3 separate regions of the Mus musculus genome follow, and regions 1 and 3 are each linked to region 2. Evidence: chromatin loops called from intact Hi-C (ENCODE). Cell type or tissue: heart. All regions are shown on one strand.

Evidence for each region. Hi-C counts contacts between places; a loop is a spot of excess contacts. Peaks named below come from ENCODE experiments on the same cell type or tissue, not always from the same donor. Only the 100,000 strongest peaks of a DNase experiment are listed, where the experiment ranks them.
Region 1: it touches region 2 in a loop (2.2-fold over the local background); 1 of 42 quality-filtered maps calls a loop at or near these places.
Region 3: a loop joins it to region 2, with 2.8 times the contacts of the local background. A loop is called at or near these places in 1 of 42 quality-filtered maps.

What each region holds. Positions count from the first base shown.
Region 1 is chr17:56,986,522-56,991,521 of GRCm38, forward strand. Clpp (caseinolytic mitochondrial matrix peptidase proteolytic subunit) reads left to right here and starts at 3,743. Exons shown (of 6, transcript NM_017393.2): 1 at 3,743-3,992; 2 at 4,085-4,156; 3 at 4,773-4,869. The coding sequence starts at 3,807. It overlaps Gm33509 (a long non-coding RNA gene), which reads right to left and starts at 3,402. Exons shown (of 2, transcript XR_385672.4): 1 at 3,188-3,402; 2 at 1,641-2,017. In heart, CTCF peaks have their summits at 2,211 (motif pointing right) and 2,858 (motif pointing left); DNase peaks (open chromatin) are centred at 3,140 and 3,770; H3K4me3 peaks cover 2,101 bases; H3K27ac peaks cover 1,947 bases.
Region 2 is chr17:56,828,733-56,833,732 of GRCm38, forward strand. Rfx2 (regulatory factor X, 2 (influences HLA class II expression)) reads right to left here and starts at 2,276. Exons shown (of 17, transcript NM_009056.2): 1 at 2,151-2,276. In heart, a CTCF peak has its summit at 2,641; DNase peaks (open chromatin) are centred at 1,109 and 2,499; H3K4me3 peaks cover 2,601 bases; H3K27ac peaks cover 1,294 bases; H3K27me3 peaks cover 2,034 bases.
Region 3 is chr17:56,624,274-56,629,273 of GRCm38, forward strand. It overlaps Lonp1 (lon peptidase 1, mitochondrial), which reads right to left and starts at 2,630. Exons shown (of 18, transcript NM_028782.2): 1 at 2,208-2,630. The coding sequence starts at 2,600. It overlaps Catsperd (cation channel sperm associated auxiliary subunit delta), which reads left to right and starts at 3,870. Exons shown (of 22, transcript NM_175350.3): 1 at 3,870-3,977. The coding sequence starts at 3,916. In heart, no CTCF peak of the experiment used is centred here; DNase peaks (open chromatin) are centred at 2,718 and 3,778; H3K4me3 peaks cover 2,903 bases; H3K27ac peaks cover 2,201 bases; H3K27me3 peaks cover 535 bases.

The DNA.
Region 1 (5,000 bases), 160 kb after region 2:
TGGTGGCTCATGTCTGCCAACCCAACCCCCCAAAAGGAGGCCAGCCTTGGCAACATAGGAAGTTCCAGGCCAGCCTGTCCTAGAGACCCTGTCCCAAATAGACAAAAATCACCAAATGAGGAAATTGTATAACTCTTTGAAGAATAGAAAGCAGACTCCAACTCCTTTCCAGAACCCCCTCCCCAGAACTTCAACTTGGTTGAAATGGATTTCAAGGGCTGGAGAAAGGGCTCAGTGGTTAAGAGTACTGATTGCGGGCTGGTGAGATGGCTCAGTGGGTAAGAGCACCCGACTGCTCTTCTGAAGGTCAGGAGTTCAAATCCCAGCAACCACATGGTGGCTCACAACCATCCATAACGAGATCTGACTCCCTCTTCTGGAGTGTCTGAGGACAGCTACAGTGTACTCACATATAATAAATAAATAAATATTTAAAAAAAAAAAAAGAGTACTGATTGCTCTTCCAGAGGTCCTGAGTTCAATTCCCAGCAACCACATGGTGGCTCACAACCATCTGTAATGGGATAATGAGATCTGATGCCCTCTTCTGGTGTGTCTGAAGACAGCTATCGTGTACTCACATATATAAAATAAATAATTCTTTAAAGGAGGAGGAGGAGGAGGAGGAGGAGAGGATTTCAAGGAAAAGATAGTTACTGCATTCTAGAAAGATCCAATTGCCGGACAGACAAAGGCACTTATGTGAAAAAGGAATAGACCTATTAGCAGTGAGCCTAGCTTGGTGCTGCAGCCTCAGTAGTCCTGAGGCTGAGGCAGGAAGATCGCCATGAATTCCAGGCTAACCTGAGCATAGAGTGAGAGGCACAACAGCTTAGAGCGCTTGCTATTCTTGTTTGGACCTGGGTTTTTGACTCCCAGAACCCACATAAGGCAGCTCACAACCTTTTGTACCTTCTGCTCCAGGAGATCTGACATCTCCTTCCGGCCCCTTGCAGCACCTTTACATTCACACTTCCACAATTAAAAATAACAACAAACCTTCAAAATCAACAAAATACTTGTCATTGGGGGGGGGGTTGTTTGCTTGCTTGATTTTTTTGGTACATGTTCTCTCTATGTAGCCTTGGCTGCTCTGGGACTCCCAATATAGATCAGGCTGGCATCAAACAGAGACAAGATCCTCCTGTCTCTGCTTCCTGAGTGCTGGGATTAAAGAGGTACACTGCAGAGTGGGGCGTGGTGGTGCATACCTTTTAATCCTAGTATTTGGGAGGCAGAGGCAGGCAGATCTCTGAGTTTGAGGCCAGCCTAGTCTTCTATAGAGCAAATTCTAGAACAGCCAGGGCTACACACACACACACACACACACACACACACACACAATCTAGAAAAAAAAATGGTATGTACCACTATGCCCTGGCTTGTTTTTCTTTTAACGGCTTATTTATTTATTCCTTGGTTTTTCAAGGCAGGGTTTCCCTGAGTGCTGGGATTAAAGGTGTACACTACCACATCTGGACTATTTCTTTATTTTTTTGGGGGGGGGTGAGACAGGGTTTCTCTGTATAGTCCTGGCTGTCCTGGAACTCACTTTGTAGACCAGGCTGGCCTTGAACTCAGAAATCCGCCTGCCTCTGCCTCTCAAGTGCTGGGATTAAAGGCATGCGCCACCACGCCCGGCTATTTTTATCTTTTATTCTTTAACAATTTCACACATTTATACCAAGTGTTTACTCAGAATTATTGCTCTTCCTCCCAACACTCCTGGCACAGCCTCCTCCCACCTTCATGTCCCTTTTCTGTAACACATGGAGTCCAGGAACTGCTGCCTGCTGGGACACTGGCTGATCTAGCTGGGTTGATCTTGTCCAGCTGCTGTGAGGTCACAAGGATGATGGCCACCAGACATCCATTAGACAACCTTTCACAGCTCTTGCCCCTCTTAGAGCAAGCACTCGTAGCCAGTTCTTCCTCTGCATTCGGACTTGAGAGCCTCTGAATTTCCCGCTTCCTGCTGCAAAGTGAAGCATCTCTGACGAGGGCCCAGAGCGGCAATCTATGGGGACAAATATTCAGAAGGCAGTTTCACAGCACAACCATTTGGCAGAGCAACGGAAGGCAAGTTTCTCTCCTTGTTGTGTAACCTTGGAGTGTGGGCTCTAGTCAGGTTATAGCACTGAGCGTGGTCCCCTCCTGCAGAGCAGCCTTGAGTTCACCATAGCTCTCATGCCACCAGTGCACCAGCAGCCACATCTTGCCACCAGATGGAGTTGCAGCACTCGAGGTCCACCCCTGGATAAGACCACTTATGACTTTTGTCATAAGTGGTCTTATCCAGACCAAATGTTACCTTCTGGTACTATGAAATTGAATCAGCTGGGAGGAAATCTCCAGGTCAATTCCAGTTTGGTTTCTGCATGACCCATGAAGACACCAAAGTGACTGGTGTCTTCAGCAACTGAGTCTTGTCATCTAATTATGGTGAGCAACCCAGAGTAATGACAAGAGCCTGTGTCGTTTGGAGAGCTCTAGGGAAAAACATCTCTGGCTTTTGATGGTCATGTCTGGCTTTTATGCAATTTAAAGGTACAAGTCTCCAGTTACGCAAGTGTATCTTCCTCAGGGAACATGGCAACCGCTTTAAGTAATGCTTACATCAGGCGACAATTAAGAAAGTTCCAGAATGTGCCTGAGGTGGTAGCAGAGCATGATGTCTCAGCCCGATACAGATGTATTGTAAAGGAGCCTAGCACAGGGCAGAGGGGAGTGACACGTGGGAAAAAGTGTGGCTGCTAAAAAGAGTTGCACTGACTGCTCTTCCCAAGGTCCTAAGTTCAAATCCCAGCAACCACATGGTGGCTTACAACCACCCTTAATGAGATCTGACGCCCTCTTCTGGTGCATCTGAAGACAGCTACAGTGTACTTATGAATAATAATAAATAAATCTATATCTAAATATCTATATCTATATTATTTTTTTAAAAGAGTTGCAGGGAAGACAAAGAAGATGAATGCAGAGGTGATTGCCTGACTGTCGCAGGTTCAATGGCTCAGTTTCACCTCTTCCAAGAGCCTCCAGCTGCAACGTAGGCACAGACGAGGCAGGTATGGCGGTGGGGGGAGCTCCCAGAATCTTGGTCTTACGGCGACAGATCGAGATGGCGGGCACAGTATTTCTCAAGGTATAGGACCATGCACATGGACAGTAGGCACTGTCTACCTACCCTCCAGTTTTACTTGGACAAAAAAGGAACGCTTCTAGAAAGCTGGACGCCCTCTGAAAACGAATACAGGTGTAGCGAACGTCCAGAACTTGTGGCAAGATCCAGGCCTCCTCTCCTATCTCAGTGTTCACAATGCCCTAAACTACATTGTTCAATAAATCCCCTGGCGATTCCTGGTCTAAGTCCTGTCCCAGAGACACTCTCCTCCTTTCTCTAGCGAGCCTATACGGGAGTCAGGGGTCGCAAAGCAGCTGGGAATTGTAGTTCTGGAAGATCAATTGGTTACAGGCCAGCACGTGGACCTGATTGCTGCGGGACGATGGTGGTGGGCTGGTGCGTCCCCTAAGCCTCTTCTCACCCTTTGGTGAGCACCTCCGTGAGCTTCTTCCCGCGTGGGCACCGGGAACAGCGCAACCTCGTCCGAGAACTTCCATGGGACTAATACGCGGGTTTTTCTTATTTATTCGAACGCCTACCTCTAACGAGGACCCCACCCACAGACTTATCCCCGCCTTCTTCAGTTCCGCTTATTCTGTTCTCGGAAGTGGATGAGCCAGTGACTCCCGCAAAGCACGCCGGGTGTTGTAGTTCCGGAAGCCAAGCCGGAGTGCGCGTCGTCATGTGGCCCAGAGTGCTGCTGGGGGAGGCCCGGGTGGCTGTGGACGGATGTCGCGCTCTGTTGTCTCGCCTTGCCGTGCATTTCTCCCCGCCATGGACTGCTGTGAGCTGCTCACCCCTGCGGAGGAGCCTGCATGGAACTGCGACGCGAGCTTTCCCGCTCATCCCCATAGTGGTGGAGCAGACGGTACGGTGACCTGATGGGGACATGGCGCGGAGGCTTGTAGTCGGTCGGCGTGCAAGGGAGGATGACCTTTCACATCTTCTTTTCCCACGAAGGGTCGAGGCGAGCGCGCTTATGACATATACTCGAGGCTGTTGCGGGAACGCATCGTGTGCGTCATGGGCCCGGTGAGCGACCCCGGTCCTTCCCGGGCACACCTTGTTGTCTCACCAACATTTATCCTTTGTCAAGCTCTGTGTCATATAACCCCCTCTTCCCCCTCATCCTTGGTGACCTCCTAGACCCTAGGCCCTAGACCCTGACCTTAAACATTCTTTAAAAAAAAAAAAAAAAAACTTGAGCAAAATTTTTGCTTTGTAGTACAGGCTAGCCCCTACCTTTCCATCGTCCTGCCATAGCTTCCCAAACGTTGGAATGTAAAATGTGCATTCTTACCATAGTCTGCTGTTGTCAGCCATTCTTTGTTTCAGTTTATCCTTTGGTCTTCTGAGTCAGGGTCCCAGGCTGGCCTTGAACTCCCCATGTAGCTGACAGGACATTTGAGGGAGGGATGAGGTTCCTAAACCAGACCAGGTGTAGGCAGTGCTTAAACCCAGGGCCTTTTGCCTGCTAGGAGAGCACTCCGTCCCAGTCTTGTCCCCAGCTTAGGGTCTTCCACTATCTGGGGCTTCCCCAGCCATCTCTTCCTGTGCTGGAAATTCCTGGTTCCCAGGGCCTCAACTCCTTAAGCCTCTATCCATCCCACCTTCAACCTGAGGATACCTCTGCTCTCCCCACCTGCAGATTGACGACAGTGTGGCCAGTCTGGTCATTGCCCAGCTGTTGTTCTTACAGTCTGAAAGCAACAAGAAGCCCATTCATATGTATATCAACAGCCCAGGTAAGCCAGGACAGCCTGGTTGTGGGGTCAGAGATAGCCCCTTTGGGGAAGACATGCAGCCTTGTGCCTCCTACAGAATCTAAAATTTAAAATCGCTCAAAGCAGGGTATGGTAGTGCACACATTTAATTC
Region 2 (5,000 bases):
ACACACACACACACACACACACACACATAATAAAGATTTTTAAAATGCCACTACTAATACAGTCTAAAGTGCCAGGGATACTTCATGCAGCAAGAGAATGACAGGCTGTATTTTAGAGGGCCAGTGTGTTGACAAGTCCTTCACAGCCCTGTAGTGGCCCTGGGGCTCAGGTATCCACAGTGACCCACCAGACAGGCGGTAGGCCTGATGCTAACAGCCTTAGATTCCTCTCTCTGAGGCCTGAGCCCTCCTTCTCCAGTGGGAGTGGATGAGTGGCCACACCTGGGTGGATTTTCTAGTCCATTCAGTCCCTGAACCCAAGCTCCACTGAGGACCGGCAGGGACTCAGCCAGAGCTCAGTCCCATCAAACAGGCACCTTCACAGGCTGAGGCTGACGTTAAAAACTCAAACAGGAAAACATTTTAAGAGAAGTTTTACGTCATTATTATTTTATTAATATCATCACTGTTCTAGAATTGTCTTCGCTTCACTTTAAGTTTAAAGCTCATTCCACTGGCAGGGAGATGCGCAGGTAAGGGCTCTTGCCACCAAGTGTACTGAGCTCCCAAGATCAAGTGCTGAAGGGAGTCTCCTGTAATCTGTCCTCTAACCTCCGGGGGTGTGTGCACGTGCAGTATAGTCACACACAATAAATACACGTAAAAATTTAAATCGGAAAGCAAATCACTTTTGACAATAAGAAAAGAGTCATCTGACTCCCGAGGACCTGACGGCCACTTCTGAGGAGGGACCCACTGTCCTCTGCGCCGTGGCCCCAACTGAACTCTGTTCCCTTCAAGGAAAAAGGGAGCAAAAAGTAGAAGCAAGCCAGGGCTGGAGGAGTGGGGGTCATCAGGGTCAAGAGAGGCGAGTGGTGGTTATGATTACAACACATTATACACACAGGAGAAGGCCACACTTATGTACATGCTAATAAAGTTACATTTATTAACACTCAATCGTTGTAGGATTTTTCCTGGGGGACCTGAGTACCGGAGTGTTCCGGAGACGTACTAAAGTAGGGGTGAAGTCTCAGGAGAGACAGCGGTCCCAGCTGTTTCTTGGTGCGTTCCCCGCCCCAACTCCCCTCCCCGCCACCCTAGGGGGCTCTGTCCGGAACCGAGCTCTCTAGGGTCCAAGGAAACAACCGCAGCCCTAGCGAATCCCAACTGCGAACTCGGATATGACCCATGGAAAGGGGCGAGGAAGACAATCCGGTGTTTTGGGATGTGCTGCCTGTGCACAGGAGGGCTGCGCACGCACTCTCCCGGCCTCCTGGATCTTCCTACAAACGGTTCACACAATATTTTCCTTCGGGAAAGTTTTCTAGATTGGGGATCTCGGCAAAGAGGACGCTATGGGTGCGCTTGAGCTTCCCGGAGCGGCATGGTAAAGGACCCCCAAACGCAGCGGTGTCGGGTTCCAGGGGAGAGTGGTCCGAGGATTTGGGGCGCCGGGGGTATTTGGGATGGGCAAGAAAACGCGAAGGGAGGAGTTCCTTCCAGAACAGAACAAACGCAGTGACTATTTTGGTCAAAGCACAAGAAAACGGTGCCGGAGCCCCCAAATCCTAAGTCAAGAAGGAAACCCGAGGGTCAGAACTATGAGGCAAGCAGAAGAGTACCCTCGGAGTTAAGTACATGGATAAAAGCCAGAACCCCGATTTCATAAGTATAAAAGGGAGACGGTGCCTCTGGGTTTTCAGACTTGGACGAGAATGGCTGGCTCTGTGGGAGCCCCCAACTCAGGTTTTAGGGGGATGACAGCAAGGAGCGGGTTTGGGGCAACTCCAATTCAGGCTTTGGGAGTAGTCAAAGAGAGGACTGACTAGTTTGAGGGCGCCTCCGAGTTTCAGGTGTTGTGGAGTAAGAGACAAGGAGGGGTCTTCTGGAGTCCCCGCTCCTCAAAGTCAGATTTAGTGCGTCAAAGGCGAGAAGAGATCGCTTCACTTTACAAACTTTTGAGAGTGTGAGAGGGGTTCCACCCAGCCCAGGGCTCCCCCAAATCAGAGGCGCCTATCAGGATTGGATGAGGTTGGCGTCTGCAAAGTTGGGGCGCCGGGTCCGGCCGCGCCCGCCCCCGCGACCCCCCTCCAGCGGGGTCCCCCCCCCCTCCGCCACCGCCCCCTGCCCCGGCCCGCACCGCTCACCTGGAGTTCGGCAGGGAGTTCCGGTAGCGGCTCCCGCGGCGTCGGCCGCTGCGTGTCGCTCCGCGTTGGTAAGTAACAGTCTCCACGGCTACAGTCTCTATGGCGGCGGCGGTGGCGGCGCCGGCCGCTCCTCCTCCGGCTCCCGCCGCCCTCCCGCCCGCCCGCAGCGCCCGCCCGCAGCAGGCGCCCGCCCGCCTCAGCCTCGCGCTGCCCTCACGGGGCGGGGCGTTGCGCCCGGCAACGGTTACCAAGCTGCACGCCCCGCCCCCTCCAACGGCCCGCCCATGCCCGCCTCCAACGGCCTCGGGGAGGGCGGGCGATCTCCCCATTGGCTTTCATAGTGCCCGTCAGAGGTGAAGGGGCAGGTCCTTGGGTAGAATACCAGCCAATCGCTGAGAAGGAGGGCGGGGCCTGGCGGGAGGCGCGCGGCTCCCGGGAAGGGTTGGCTCTAAGGAGGTGCGCGAGGGCCCACTGGTGGCAGTGCGTGTTTTGCGGAGTTACGGTGATTCCGCTAGACCGGAGGCGCTCACCGTCTAAGGGGAGCAGCAGACTCTGGCCTTGCGCCTGCTCTTTCATGGTCCACAAACTGAAAACTTTTTTTTTAAAGATTGTTGTCTATGCGTGTGCATGCAATGCGCATGAAGACCCGAAGAGAGCGTTGGATCGCCCTGGAACCAGAGTGACCGTCTGCTATGAGCCGCCTAATTGAGCAGGGACCGATCCCGGGTCCTCTGCAAGAGCAGAAGCCTCCTCTCCAGCGCTTCTCCTTTTTTTTTTTTTTTTTTTTTTTTTTTTGAGCCGGTGTCTTGTATACACTCACTACACCGCTTAAGCTGGCCTCCAACACCTGATTTTCCTGGCTCCATCTCCTAGTGCTGGGATGATGGGTGTGTGTTCACCAGTCCTGGCTAAGCTGACAACTCCTCACCCACCCCATCTCGCTTCTCTGTCCTCTCTGGTTCATATATATATACAGGTCTCAATGTGGACTCTTCATAAAGCTTATATTTTGGTGGGATGACACAAACAGAATGAAAAGTTAACGCAAAAGGAAAGGTTTAAACCCAGAGACCCAAGTGCGGAGGAGCTGTCAGACCATAGCTCCATTCATTCATTCATTCATTCATTCATTGAACGTCCAATTGCACCAGTGAACATGGGTAATTTGGGCTTATGTGCCCAAAGCGGTGAGTCAGGGTCTTGCTAAGTAGTCCAAGCTAGACTAGATTCCCACTATGTAGTCCAAGTTAATGTTCTTTTTGTCTTAGGTCCTTGACTACTAGGGTGAGAGGCAGGTGCCACCAAGCATTTGTGCACAGTCTAACTCATGAAATCCTGAACTTAGGCCGCGAGAAAGGCAGTAGACGCTGCCTCTAGGACTGGAGTTTCCAAAATAAATATATTGGAGCAACTGGAAGCCTGGTGCCACAACACCACTTTGTTGGCTGCCTACACTACAAAGCTAGTGTCCGGTCCCCATCCCCCACCCCCACCCCCACCCCCGTGCTGAGAGACCCAGTCCCATAGACTCAACTGTAACTATCATGGAGGCAAATGGCTATGCATGAATGAGCCTGAATCTGTTTGGACCAAACTGTGGCCCTTCAGAACTCATTGGTTTTAGAGACTGAGAAGTGTGTCCCCAGAGCTCATGGGTTGGAAACCTGGTCTTTAGCAAGGAGACTGTGGAAAGAAGTGCAGGAGGGTTTCTAGACCTGGGACACTTGTGGATGGGAAGGAAAGAGAACCTCTCATCTCAGCCACACACCTCAGAGTTCTAAGCCTCTCACTCGCTGACGATACAGCTGGCTCACTCCTTACATAGAGTTTTAGTATTTTTACATTTATTTCTTTAGGATGTGATATGTACATGATATGATACACATGTGATCAGATGACAACTTGTGAACACTTTCTGCCTTTCCCCTGTGTCCTCCAAGGATCATTCGGCTTGGCAGAAAGCCCTGTTCCCCTCTTCCAAACATATGTTTTTTATGTTAGAGTAACAATGGCAGGCAGGAGTCAGGGTTTTTTATTTTTTTGTTTTTTGTTTTCCCCCAGTTTTTTTTCCATGTCAACTATCCAGGATTCACCTGTGAGTTTACTTGGGTTTCTCAGAAACCCCTTTGGAAGACAAGAGCTGTGAATCTGCCAGGTCCTGCATGGCCTTGGTGGGGACAAAATGACATGGTTCCTGCCCCTGGGACAGGGCCATTGGGCATGGGCCTACTAGAATGTCAATGGCCGCTTTGGGTGTAGGGCTCCTTTGGATAACAGTGTACACATTTTATGCCCTTCCTTCAAGGAGTGTCCTGCCTGTTACTGTTAATGACTCCATGGTAGTTAGAATACAAGTCCAGGAGGTAAAGATGAGGCTAATGTATCATAAATGGTGAGCCTTGGAACCTTCAAGACAACCCTTAAGGCTGTGGAAAAGAACCCTAAAAACATGAGTTCAAAAATATATAATTTCTCAAAAAGAAAAAAAATATAGATATCAAAAAATATAAGGATGCAATATGAAACATGAAGGGCTTCAAGAATCTAAAGGAACAAGGACAGCGGTGCTGTGAGCCAACTTGTCAGAAAGATACTAAACTAGGAGACAAGGAGATTTAGGGAGTGGTGATCAAAGGAGATTCCACCCAGCTACATCTTTTTGTTTATGCTTACAAAGGCAGACAAACACCTGAGTTCAGGGTCAGCCTAGAATAGAGCAAGGTTAGGCCCAGGTGTAATACAAATGGTAATTTCAGGATGGGTCCCACCCAGCTGGTTTATTCTCTGTGCTTAACAGAGGCAGGCAGATCTGCAAGAGATGAACTATTCAGAGAAAAACTTTATAATAGC
Region 3 (5,000 bases), 200 kb before region 2:
TCTGTGGTGTTAAACAAGAATGGCTCCCATAGGTTCATATATTTGAACAATTGGTCCCCAGTCATAGGAACTGTTTAGGAAGGATTGGGAGGCGTCACCTAGCTGGAGGTATACCACTGGGGTGGGCTTTGAGGTTTCTCTCTGCCTTCAAGCTGTGGATCAGATGCAAGCTCTCAGCAACTACTCCAGTGCCATGTCTGCCTGCCACTGCACTCCCCACTTTGATGTTCTTAAACTATAAACAAGCCCCAAGTAAAAACTTTTATTTTAAAAGTTGCCTTGGTCATAGTGTCTCCTCACAGCAACTCATGCTGGCCTTGGATAACCCTGAATTCCTGATCGGAAGATTCCTCCTTCTACCCTCTGAGCATTCGGATGACAGGTGTTTGACTCTACATCCGGTCTGTGTGAGCCTCGTGCATGATAAGCAAACAGTCTACACAGAACCCTAACCAGCCTGCAGAGCCAAAGACAGCACATGAGTCTGATGGCTGTAGACCAAAAGCTGAGTTTTGCACCAAAAAACAAAAAAAAAATAAAAAAACAACTATTCACTAGCTCCCAGGTAAGTGTTCTGTGATGGGTCTCAGCATCTTTTTCTCCCTGACTCTGGTCATTTTATGAGGTGATACCAACAGGAAAGCACACACCACTGTCTCAACACCACACCCTTGACAGCTAGCTCCCAATGGCACATTGGGTTCACTTGGAAGAAGCATCTCTTTGTTCTTGCCCCAGCACACATTTGTCTCCACAGTAGGGTTAAGGAACCAGGTGTGGGCAGCCCTGGTCTGAGAAGCCCTGAGAATAAAGAGGATACAGAATGGGCCTCCAGAGCAGTTCTACACTACTAGAGCCTGCCAGGCATAACAAGTCCTATGAGCATCACGGTATGAGGAAACCCCCTCCAAGCAGCAAACAGCAGAGACTTATAACTCAGTCACTCAGGACCAGATGAGGCACTTCTTACCCAAAAGCTAAAGAGATGGAAGATCTGGAGCTAAAGCCAACTTCAACTACACAGCAACTAGAAGGGCAGCCTGAGCTACATGAGATCCTGCCTCAACCAAAACCAAAATAGCCTTTACATACAGTTTGTGTGAGTTCCACAAGAGTTCTCTGATTCCAAGACAGGAACTGCTATTATGTCCATTTCCCAGGTGAGGAAAACTAAGGCCCTGGGGAGCAACTTGTAGATAGGTGATGATGCCGTGTTACCCTACAGAAGTTATCTGGCAAATGTGTGTGTCCTTCTACCAGACAGACAACGTGAGATGGGCCTTGGAAGCATGGGAGTGGAGGTAGGTGGAGGAGCTCGCTTTAACCCTCCCCACATCTGTGCTGATACACTTCCCTTCAAGGGTTGGCAGGGCAAAGAGAATGGAGGGGGCCTGCGGGTGATGTGGCTGTGACTCACTGTATGACCTTGCTAGTAGGTTAACTGATAACCACTGCTCTCTGTGAACTCAAGACATAGGGGAATAGATGGCAGATTGAAAATTCCCCTTTAAAAGTCTCTGCTTTCTGTTGATTTCATCATCCTGTTCTCCCTCCCTCTTCATGGCCAGCTAATTTGAAAGGATCAGATGGGATCAGCTTCCTGCAGTGGAATTTTCCTCCCTTAGTTAAAAGGCTGTTTGAAGTTTCTTTCTTTTTAGGGGTAAATACCAGGAAGATGTCAGGGACAGTGTCAGGGAAAAAAAAAAAATCCTGTCCCTTTTTTTTTTTTGGTAAACCACTCAGACTCCAGTAATTCCGGCCTTTCTCCTACTCCTACAATGTAATACCTAAAGCCTGTAACTTTGTATCCCCACAACTATGCCCGATACATTACGCGGGTAATTAAGGGTGTGAAAAAGGAGAATGTCTCAAGACAAAAGATACATAAGGCTGTCTCAATGAATAAACTCTACACCATTGAACAAGGCTGAGAAGGCGTTACAAAACTTTCACCAGGATGGAAGCGAAATAACTATACTCTGTTGCTAGTCGGCCTGGGATTTCTACACTCACTATCTCGGGTCCTGAAGGACCAGAAAAAGGGAAGAATTTGTGTCCAAGTGAGCCACCAAGGACTGTGGTATCCTCTTGCCTCAGAGTGGTGCGATGACAAGCAGGAGTGCGGTTCCAAAAGTTTCTTAGACGCGAGGGAGCTGAGAGACCACTCGGTCCCGCTAGCAGAGCAGGGGAGCGGGGGCTCTGGTTACCTCCACGATCTTGATAAAGCGCGGGAACACAGGGTTGCGGGTGATGGCGATGAGCGGCAGGTGAGGAAACACATCCGGGACGGTCATGGGCGCGAGCGCTGTGACGACCGGGCCTTCCCCGGTGCTCGCCGTGGCCCCGTCCTCCGCACCGCCCTCGGAGGTCTCGTCGCTGCCACCGCGGTTGCCCGAGTCCCACAGCCCCCGCCACTGGACCCCGCCGGGAAGAACGCGGCCGCCCCAGGGAGCTGACATGTCGCAGGCCCGACATCCTCGGCGCAGCCACGACCCGGACGCGCTCGGGACCCGGCCTCCGGTGACAGCCAGCAGCGGCCGCCGCAGAACCCAGCACCGCGCAGCGGCCCAGAGCCGCACGTAGCCTGTGCTCGCCGCCATGGAACAGCCATACTGACGGCGCACCGCACTTACGTCATCTCTGCTCGCCCCCCGTTTGCGCACGTGATGACGCTCGCGTGCTTCGGGCTGGAGAGGCGGAGCTTGAATAAGGTGAGTGAGTGGGCGTGGTCAGAGGGAGACTGGGTTTGGGGATGGGAGGGCGGAGTAGGGGCGTGGTTCAAGGCTCAGAGCGGGGCTTGGAGTTGGACGGCAAGGGGGCGTGGCCCGATGAAGGATGTTCTAGAGAGGACTTTGAGGATCTGGATGAAAAAGTGAGAGGTGTAGTAAGCTTGAGGAAACATGACGGAGAAAGCAGGACTGGTGTGTGGTCCGAATGGGGGGCGCTCCACCAGGCAGGGATTGGAGGAACTGGAATCAGGGATATGGCCGAAGGCGGGCTCAAAGGTCGGGGCTTGACATAGGGGCGTGGCCAGAGCGGTGACTCCAGACTGGAGCTTGTGCGGAGGGGGCGGGGGGCATCGCTCTAGGAAGGGGGCCTGGAAGAAGCGTGGCCCCTCCCAGTTCCTACAACTACTGGTTTGTCCTGTCCAAGCTGTACCTTAGTACTGCGTTCTGTTTTTCTACTGCCATCAAAAAGGTTTTACAGGGTAAATTCTGTGTTCTGAAGGCATCGGAAGAAAAGTACAGCGCACCCCTCCTTTAACTTTAGTCTTTTCAGCGTTCTTTGTTGATACACAACAACAGGTTTTACTACATCTCCCTACGCAGTTGGTGGCATCTTCACTCCACACTGGAGGAGGCGTGCTTGGAGGGCTTTTGCCTCTCGTATAGTATGCATGCTAAAGGCCGTGCGCAGGTGCGCCTGCTCAGCGTTGCCTTTGTTGTCAGTGGTCCGTGAGGCACTTACCAAAACACTGAAGCTTCCAGGACACGTCCCAAGAGACCCGTGTGCATGCTCCGGCTCCACAAAGCAGGGAGTGGATTGATGCATGCCCAAAGCTCTGCTTCCACACCCACGTGTGCTCATGCTAGTGCTGTGGTGACCTCCTTGAAGTTTGGGCATGCTTTGGATTTTGACTTATGGATCTGGGAACCTGGGTGTAATTTTCAGGTTTGAAATGTGCGAGCTCTGCTTCCATATTGCGCATGCCCACTCCTTCCAGTTTCCTCTGCGTAGACCTAACCGGGCTTTTGTCCGACACGTCCAAAAGGTCCTGCTAGTGGCCTTCTTACCTGGTGCGCGTGCCCAGACAAGAGGCGGGTAGGAGAGAAGCGGCCTAACCTCACGCATGCTCAGACACTTTCTCAAGCTTGGCGGTTGAAGAGCAGTGTTAGCTGTGGAGAACCAGGCAAGATGCTGGTGTTGATGCTAGCAGCAGCAGTGGCCACCATGGTCAGGGCTCACACACTGTGCCGGTACAACTGCCTAACTGGGTTGGATTGCTGCTGGGAGGTTTTTTTTTTTTTTAAATGATATTTCAATTTTATTTTTTTTATTTATATGAATACACTGTAGCTGTCTTCAGACGCACCAGAAGAGGCCATTAAATCCCATTACAGATGGTTGTGAGCCACCATGTGGTTGCTGGGAATTGAACTCAGGACCACTGGAAGAGCAGTCAGTGCTCTTAACCACTGAGCCATCTCTCCAGCCCTGCTGGGAGGTTTATGACAGGAGGAATGGGGCTGGTTCTTGTTGGAGCCCAGGCATACCCTCCAGCCCAATTGTAGAAATCAAATTTGGCATATCTCTCCCAAGCAAATCACTAAAATCCATTTCTGGGTGTGGAGCCAGGGCTTTGGACATGCGTCAAACCTAAGTTCCTTGTGCAGTCTGCAATCTGTCCCACCATCCATCCCTACCTGGCTCAGCAGCAGTGCCATGGGCTGTTGAGGCTGAGTGCATGTTGGGAAGTATGCTGTGCTTAGTGCCATGGTGAGCAGTGTCTCTGATCGCTAACATGCAAGTATGTCTCTGTATGCCCTCCTCCTTCCCACTTTTCTCCCCGGAGGTCACCAGCCTGAGGGGACAAAAGGGGCAGAGGTGGAGAGGAGGGTTCAGACAGCCATGAATATGGACAAAATGATCTCTGGAGACTACTGCAGTGGGATGTCTGCTGTATTCTTCCAGGGATGAGAGCGTATTTAAGGGCTTTTTGGTTTGGTTTTGGGGGTTTTTTTGGTTGGTTGGTTGGTTGGTTGGTTGGTTTTGGTTTTTTCAAGACAGGGTTTCTCTTTATAGCCCTGGCTGTCCTGGAACTCACTTTGTAGACCAGGCTAGCCTCGAACTCAGAAATCCGCCTGCCTCTGCCTCCCGAGTGCTGGGATTAAAGGCGTGTGCCACGCCCGGCTTTAAGGGCTTTTTTGAGGGGTACAGGTGGAAAGGGCCAATGGGTCATGTGGGTGGGAAGCCAGAACAGGCTGTGTGTGCTGAGTTCT